Linked DNA regions of Mus musculus: region 1 is linked to region 2. Evidence: chromatin contacts called from ENCODE Hi-C data. All regions are on one chromosome and are shown on one strand. Each heading gives the region's core, a stretch centred on a gene start or an enhancer-like site at or near the end of the contact. The rest is flanking DNA. Distances are from core to core; before and after follow the strand shown. Region 1 holds the start of Tmem50b (transmembrane protein 50B). Region 2 has its middle 9.7 kb from the start of Ifnar2.

Evidence for each region. Hi-C counts contacts between places; a loop is a spot of excess contacts on that map.
Region 1: a loop to region 2 is called in a map of CH12.LX, with 2.8 times the contacts of the local background. The contact joins the promoter of Tmem50b here to the enhancer-like site in region 2. A Hi-C loop is called at or near these places in 7 of 37 maps with a recorded cell type or tissue (CH12.LX, Patski, T-helper 1 cell and 3 more).

What each region holds. Positions count from the first base shown.
Region 1 is chr16:91,595,953-91,600,150 of GRCm38, forward strand. Tmem50b (transmembrane protein 50B) reads right to left here and starts at 1,728. Exons shown (of 7, transcript NM_030018.3): 1 at 1,630-1,728.
Region 2 is chr16:91,361,066-91,365,027 of GRCm38, forward strand. No RefSeq gene overlaps it. Among named protein-coding and RNA genes, the nearest start is that of Ifnar2, 9.7 kb to the right of the region's middle. Within about 2 kb of position 1,717, at least 2 of the 3 ENCODE cell types and tissues checked have a DNase peak (open chromatin) inside an H3K27ac peak, as active enhancers do.

The DNA.
Region 1 (4,198 bases), core at 478-2,977, 230 kb after region 2:
TAAGAGTAGAACTGGGGGGCTGTCGAGATGGCTCAGTGGTTAAGAGCGTCGACTGCTCTTCTGAAGGTCCCGAGTTCAAATCCCAGCAACCACATGGTGGCTCACAACCATCCGTAACAAAATCTGATGCTCTCTTCTGGAGTATCTGAGGACAGCTACAGTGTACTTACATATAATAAATAATTAAAAAAAAAAGAGTAGAACTGGGACATAAAGAGTGGAGAGTGAAGGAGAGAATTTTGAGGAACTCCCCCAGCCTTTTTTTCAAGACAGGGTTTCTCTGTATAGTCCTGGCAGTCCTGGAACTGGAGCTGTAGACAAGACTGGCCTCACCTGCCTGAGTGCTGGGATTTAAGGCGTGCTGGAGGGTTTCACTTTTTATTTGCTGTTTCTGTATTGTCTGAAAACTTTACTTGATAATCTTCTTCAATGTTTATTACATTAAAAGACACATAAGGACTAAGCAAGATTGATTCTTTAATCAATTGACCCCAGTAGTGAATTTAGAAAACCAAAACCAAAACCAAACAACGCAATAGCGTTGAAGGCTGCTGTCTAGCTGATAGAGGAAGAATGGGGAGGATCAAAGGGTGTGTCTCCTGAAGAGGAAAAAACTACATCCTCACCCCGTTCCGATTAAACCTGCTTTTCTTGAAGCATCGCTATGCAAATTAACCTCTGGGTTTCATTTTTAGGATCAGGAAGTCTTTGAACACTATGCTCGTTTAAGTGTTTAAATTGCTTGGCTCTGGTTTTTGGAAGCCGCACACAGGTAGAAAAGACAAACGAGAAAGGAGGATGAGAAGCCTGGGAATAAGCGCCCCTGGAATTATCTAGAAATGGGATTTGTGGTACAAATAGGGTGAAGAGTTGGAGCGCGAAGGATGCACGGGGGGGTAGGGGGGTGGATGTTGTTGAGGGTGAGCATATCTACTCCAGCGAGAGGTTTGAATTCCCACGCCCCTCCTCCCATCGCAGCAGCAAGGTGGAAGAGCGAGCCCAGCCCTCTGCTGCTACGGTCGGAAAGGTCACGTATCTACCCACCTCTCAGGCTCAAGTACCTTCCAGTGGTGAAAACCAACTTACTGGCTAAAGACCAAAATGGCCTAGCCTACAACGACCACTGCTCTGCTACTTCTCTGAAAAGGCCACTCGCCACTTAGGATGAATTCCCAAAGACTTCCCTCCCTCTCCTCCCTCTCCTCCCTCTCCTCCCTCTCCCCCCAGCGCTTGCAGGATGGAGGGGAAAGTCAAGGATACAAGGACAGTTCCTGGCAACGGCTCCGAGCAAACGGGAGGGTCGCTCGTCCCCAGACGCTCGTGGGGCCTCGGTGGCGGCTGCGGCGGTGCCCCACAGGACCTCCATCCCCTACCGATCGCCTTGGGGACCTCCCCAGACTCAGGACGAGATGCGCGGCGGAGCGGCCTGCCTCGGCTGAGCGCGGGTCACGGCGGCGTCAGGGCCACGGGGCGCCGAGAGGACGCGGGCGCAGGCCGGGCCCCGCCGGTCGCCCGCGCGCTCCTTGGCACCGACACGGGCGGCGCCACAGAACCTCAGGCCGCGCCGGGCCGGCGCCCTGCGTTCGATCGGCAGATCACAGAAACCCGAGACCTGCCAACCGCACTCACCCGGCTACCTGCGAAGTCTACACCGAGCCCAGGCAGGAGCAGGGACGTCGAGGGCGCGCGTCTGTCCGGGAAGCAGCGGCCCGATCAACCTCAGTCCGGGAGCCGGGGGCCGGCGGCGGGCGGGAGGCCAGGGCGCCGGTGGGGCGGGGGCGAGGCGCCGTGCGCACCGCAGGAACCAATGGGATTGCAGCAAGTGGCCTGCGTGGGCGGGGCATAACCCCTGGAGGCGGGACCGGGACCTCAGAGGCGGAACGGGGCTGGACCCGTGCGCTCTGCGGAGACCAATCATAGTGCGACCGATTAGATAGAGGGCGGGGCTTGATTCCTGAGGGCGGGGCTGGCGCGGTGCTCTACCTGCGTCCTGGAGCTGAGGTCCGGACCTCTCCTGCTGCGGTTTGCGGTAGTAGTGTAAACTCAAGCGCCTCAGCATCGGTGAGAGCACCGGTACGGGGAACCCAAGCCTATTACGCAAGGTCCTCTTGCATATCAGCAGTTGAGCATTGTTCACCAGCTGCCGAGAGTCGAGAACGCACTCCAAGACGTTCAAAAACCAAGACCTCAGAAGATGAAGTTACAGGTCCAGGGATCCCAGTCAGTACTGGTTTTCTGAGGGTACCCGCAAAGCAAAGCTACATAGCTATTTCAGCCTGATTCCTTTTTCCGTCTATCCAAATAGATTTTTGGCTTGTTTTGGGAGCAAATCTTTACTTATCTCCTTTAGAGATACTGCCTCTGGATTTTTCAGCATAACTTCAAAAACCACATTTCCTACAGAATATAAATGCAGTTAAAGAAAGATGCAAAGTCCAAGTTACTACTACATTGAAGGTAAAAACACACTTCACCTAGATAGAGTAAAGCAAAAAGATTTTTGTGTCACGTAACTGTCACAAATGACATCCTGGATCCTGTTACTCCTGTAGTTCTTGTATATAATCTAGGATTTAGGTATTCAATAAATATTCACTGCATAAATTCCTTTTTGGAGTATGGGATTATGCACACACACTAACAAGCAAGAGGGGCAGCAGAAGGGAACATCTTTAGGTATCTGTCCCAGAGCTAGGGAATGTAGTTCAGTTGGTACATTATTTAGCCTTAAATACATAAGGCTCTGGCTTGTATCCCAAGCATCATATAAACAGGTGTGGTGATACATGCCTGTGATCCCTGCATTCCAAAATGTCTCAGCTTGGGTATGATCATGGTCTCAAGCATATTTCTATTTCCAGTCAGACTGGATTACACAGCAAATTCAAGACCAAACCGAGCCGGGCGTGGTGGCGCACGCCTTTAATCCCAGCACTTGGGAGGCAGAGGCAGGTGGATTTCTGAGTTCCAGGCCAGCCTGGTCTACAAAGTGAGTTCCAGGACAGCCAGGGCTATACAGAGAAACCCTGTCTCGAAAAAAACAAAAACAAAAACAAAACAAAACAAAACAAAACAAAAGATCAAGCTGAAGTGAGGTCCTGTCTCAAAACTACTGGAGGATCTGGGATATAGTGTAGTAGTAGTGCGTTGCCTGTCCAGAATGTGCCGTCTGCTTTCACTTCTCCATCAGTTAAAAAGGGGGGCAAGGGGGACTGGGAAGATGCTCTACCGGAGGACCCAGAGTGGGGCTCACATCCACCTGTAACTCCAGATCCAGGGGCCACCTTCCTCTTCTGGATTCCCTGGACATCAAGCATGCAAATGGTGCACATATATGCATTCAGGCAAAACAAAAATACACAGGCTGGAGAGATGGCTCAATGGTTAAGAGCACCAACTGCTCTTCCAGAGGTCCTGAGTTTAATTCCCAACAACCACATGGTGACTCACAACCATCTACAATGGAGTCTGGTGCCCTCTTCTGGTGTGTCTGAAGAGAGCAATGGTATACTTATATACATGAAATAAATAAATAAATAGGGAAATAAAACCACTCATACACATAAAATGAGTTTGAATATTGAAGAAAAAGACCAGACCTCCATACATGCATTACTTGAATTGGAACTCCACCAAATGCTATGCAATCATATACTTTGGTGGTTTTGTTTTGTCTTGTTGCTGATTTTTTTGATTGTTTGTTTCCAAGACATGGTTTTCCTGTGTAACAGTGCCCTGGTTGCCCTGGAACTTGCTTTGTAGACCAGACTGATCTCCATCTCATAGAGATCCACCTGTCTCTGCCTCCGAGTGAGCCAGCACACCCTGCTGCTCATATACGTTGTTAGATTCTGGCCTGAGCACCTGTCTGTCGAGGCTCCCCAGGCTGGGGAGATTTTGAAACTTGCCACGGCACTCCAGTCGAGTCAGCCTGTCAGGCAGGGATGCCTAAAAGCTGCTCATGAGGCAAAAAGAGTTTCAAGGAAGCTCTCCTCCTGGAGTCTGGAGTTCTCTTAATTCTCCATTCCCGCGTTAATCTAGTGTATGGATCCACATGCTCTCTTTCAGTATCATCCTATTATAAGTGCCTTTTAAGATTGAATTCTGACATAGCTAAAGCCTCAGTGTTCCAACAGTCCTAGAACGTCCTTGAGCTAGACAGTGACATTCAGAATAGCCTCTCGTATTACACTATCAA
Region 2 (3,962 bases), core at 467-2,966:
AGTTCCCAGCACCCACATGGCAGCTCACAGCTACCTTCAGCTATAGTTCCAGGAAATCGAACACTACGCTCTGGCCTCTGAGAGTACCTATACATATGTGCACATACACACAGAGACACATTAATAAAAGTAAAATAAATCATTAAGAAATAAACCAAACTAGGTACAGAGTTTTGCAACAGGGTACAAAACAGCAGCTAGGGTCCTGGAGCTGATGTTCCGCTAGCCTTGGAGTAAGCTGTTTCTTATTACAGCATTGGGGATAGGAATTACCACCACACACCATATCTCACACACATACACACACAAACACTCACATACACACACCACACACACTCACTCACACATACTAACACATATACTCACACACATACACAAACACATACATATACCATCCACACTCACTCATATTAACACATATACACACACACACTCATACTCACACAAACACATACACATACCATACACACTCACTCACACACATACACTTATACACACCATACAAACTCACACTAATGCACACACCACACATGCACGTATACACTGACACCCATACACTGACAAACACTCTCTCACACACACACACACACACCACCACCACCACAACAAACCTAAACATATACCACACACACAGCTATCAGCAGCCCTGGGAGACAGAGCTGTTGACTGATTTCTAAGGTGTATCTCTTAGAGAATGGAGCTATGGTTGGTATTTTATGCCACGCAAAACAATTACTTCGAGTATGCATCAGTTGGAACAAAGTCAGGCTATTAAGCAAAGAAGATGAGATAGATAACATATGCTTTAGATTTAAGCATGGAAGGGGTATCTAAGCATCTTAACGACATTTTGTGGCTTCTGAAACTACACTGCCCCAAAAGGTATCATGGACAAACAGGTTCAAAAGTTAAGCAAAATTTTTAAATTAAGTAATAAATATAAGCTGTCCTACTTATATCTTTTACTTAATTTCCTTCTGTAAATAAAATTGCCAGGTAATTTACAAAGCCACTGAGCAAGTATAGGGCTGAGACGGAAGACTGACAAGGTCAAAGGTGTCAGACCCACAACCCCTCCCTCAGCTTCAGGCCAGCTTGTGTCACTTGCTGTTTGCACTTTGCTGGTTAAAGTCCCTGGAAAGGCTGCACTGCTAATATTCTGCAGGCGATAGTCACACTTTCCTGCCTGTTGGCTGCATTGATGCCCTCCAGACTCAGGAAACAAGAAATGCAAACCAGACACTAAAGGCAGAGGGGTCTTTTCCTTCCTGGGTCCCCTCAGTTTCCCCTTTCTACCCCATCTTACACACATGCATACACACACACACACACACACACACCACTCTACAAATACTCCATAGACATTCTCCCCATGAAAAACATACATACTACACACCACAAAGCACACAGGCACACACTCAGATCTTACATACCACATAGACCATACACATTACACAAATGCAAAGCAAGCCCGTAGTGTCTCACATGATTTTGTTCCCCCTGCCCCTATATCTGAGGCTCACTAAACTGATTTCTGGAGCAGAAGTTTGGAAAACACAGACTTCGGGGGAGACAGAGGAAGCCCACAGGCCTCTGTCAAGGGGATCTTTGGTCTATGCTCTGCCCTTGACCGCTAAGCAGAGCGAATGCTCCTGGGAGTACTGACCTAAGACCCAGCTCTGGCAGAAGGCTTCCTCACACTGGCGGCTGCCAAGAATGAGAGAGGTTGAGTCAGGCAGCCTGCCAGTGAACCCGAAGGAGGGGCCCGGGAAAGTATGCACAGCTTTCTATCTGGGAAAGCCCCCTACAATTTCTATCATCTCTTCATTTCACAACACCTTGTGTGTTTTCCAGATCATTTCCCAAACTTCAGCTGGCTGAGTCACGAACACAATTAGTTAGCTCTCTGCATCTCTGGACCTCAAATCCCTTGAGTTAACCAATCCTAGACAGGAGATAATCGAGAGAAATATTGGGTGTGTTCTAAACGTGAGCAGATGCCGCTTGCCATTGCTTCCTGCAGAGCACAGTGGAGCAAGTACTGACGTAGCATCTACACAGTATTGGGAGTTGGGAGTGATCTACAGGTGGTTTAAACATGGAGAAGAGGGGTGTGCATTCTGTATGAATAATCTGTCACTTCGTATCCAGAACTTGGGCATCTGTGGATCTGGGTCAGTTCACCACAGATCCTGGGGGAGGGGTTATTGTAGTGAATCTCAGACAGCTTTGGAAGAAGGAGAAACAAAATGACATGGGATCTGGAGGACAGGGACAGAACTGAATATAACAGAGATCACATAGGAAGGACACGTACTGATACGGCAGAGGTCGGGATGGATTGGACCGTAACTTTTCTTCAGCCATGAAGCCAGCTACTTAGTAGTTGAAGCTGGAAATACTGGACAGAGAAGAGGTCATGTTCATGCTTCAGACACTAAATGGAGCAATCCCAGAAATTACCAATTGAGAAAGAAAAAGGAAAGTCAACAGCCCACAGTCAGCAGCAGACCCTGCTGGGCCAAGGAATGTAACCATTGTTTTTCCAGGCTCGTATCCAACCAGGAAATCCTTCTTACTGCTTCCAACAGTTCATCCCTTTCCACAGAGCTGAGGCCTCAGTCGTGGCTGATTTTCTCTTAGAGATTTAGTTCATGCCCCCCATGAGAACAGGAAGTCAGGAGTTCACAGGCTGGAGAGCCAGAGAAGACATTCGCTGCAGCTGGAGTCTGAGGGCAGCTGGAGGCTTTCCTCAATCTGCTTTCCTCAAGGATTGCTGCCCTACATGTTAATCTTAGCTTAACATGACCATCACAGCAACACATAGACTGATGTTGGTCCAAGTATGCCCCAGACAAACTGACAGGTGATATTAACCATCACACATACTACCTATCTTAGCTTTGTTCCTACGGCTGTGAGAAAATTCACACAAAAAGCAACTTAGGGAGGAGAGGGTTTATTTGACTCACAAATCCAGACTGCAGTCCATCATTTTAGTCAAGTTAGATACACAAGCAGCTTGTCCTGTCACACCCGAAGTCACGAGCAGAGAGAAGAGACACTCTGTATCTATTTTTTTATGTATCTATATATATGTATCTATCTATGTATCTATCTATCTATGTATCTATCTATCTTGCCTGCTAGCTTTTTCACTCTTACACAGTTCAGGGCCCAGACTAGGAAATGGTGCTACCCACAGTGGGCTGGATCCTCCTACATCAATGAACAACCTAGACAGCTACCCCCAAGACATGCCTACAGATCAACCTGAACTAGAGAGTTCCTCATTAACCCTCTCTTCCCAAGTGATTCTACTAGCTGGCACACCACCCTAGGAAAACAATATCACAGTCTAACTTAAATCTTATCTGTTATTAACAGATACCTAACCCAGGATGCTGGGGATTAAGTTTGTTTCCTAATACAGCCCTCACTGGATGGCCAACCTAGCACCAAGTTCTAGTCATTATCTTCCTACCCATTTCTAACCCATCCCCAATCCACTAACCCTGGTCCAGAGATGGGCAAGGGTTCTGTCTGGGAGCAGTCACTTCCAGGGGACTTTGTAGAGAGCTGGGGAACGGGGGTATGGAGGGTGGTACTGGTCACATGATGGGCTGAGTGCTACAAGTATTTGATGAGCAGAGGCCAAGGATGCTGGACCACTCCATCATCTAACTACTGTCTTCTATGATATGTCTATGGATAGATCTTTGAAGGTGAATTCCCTGTTTGGACTTAAGCTTAAAACCTATTTTTGTTTGGCATTTAACTATGTAATTTTTGGTACTGGACTACATTTCTCAACACTGAATGAAATTTTCCCTAAAACGACCTCGATTCTGAAGTTCACATCCCAACACTGGCCTTATTTCCATTCCTAATTCCAACACTATCTGATAGCAGATCTCCCCCTCCCCCAACCCCGCCTCCGCCTCTAATCATCTATCTCATTG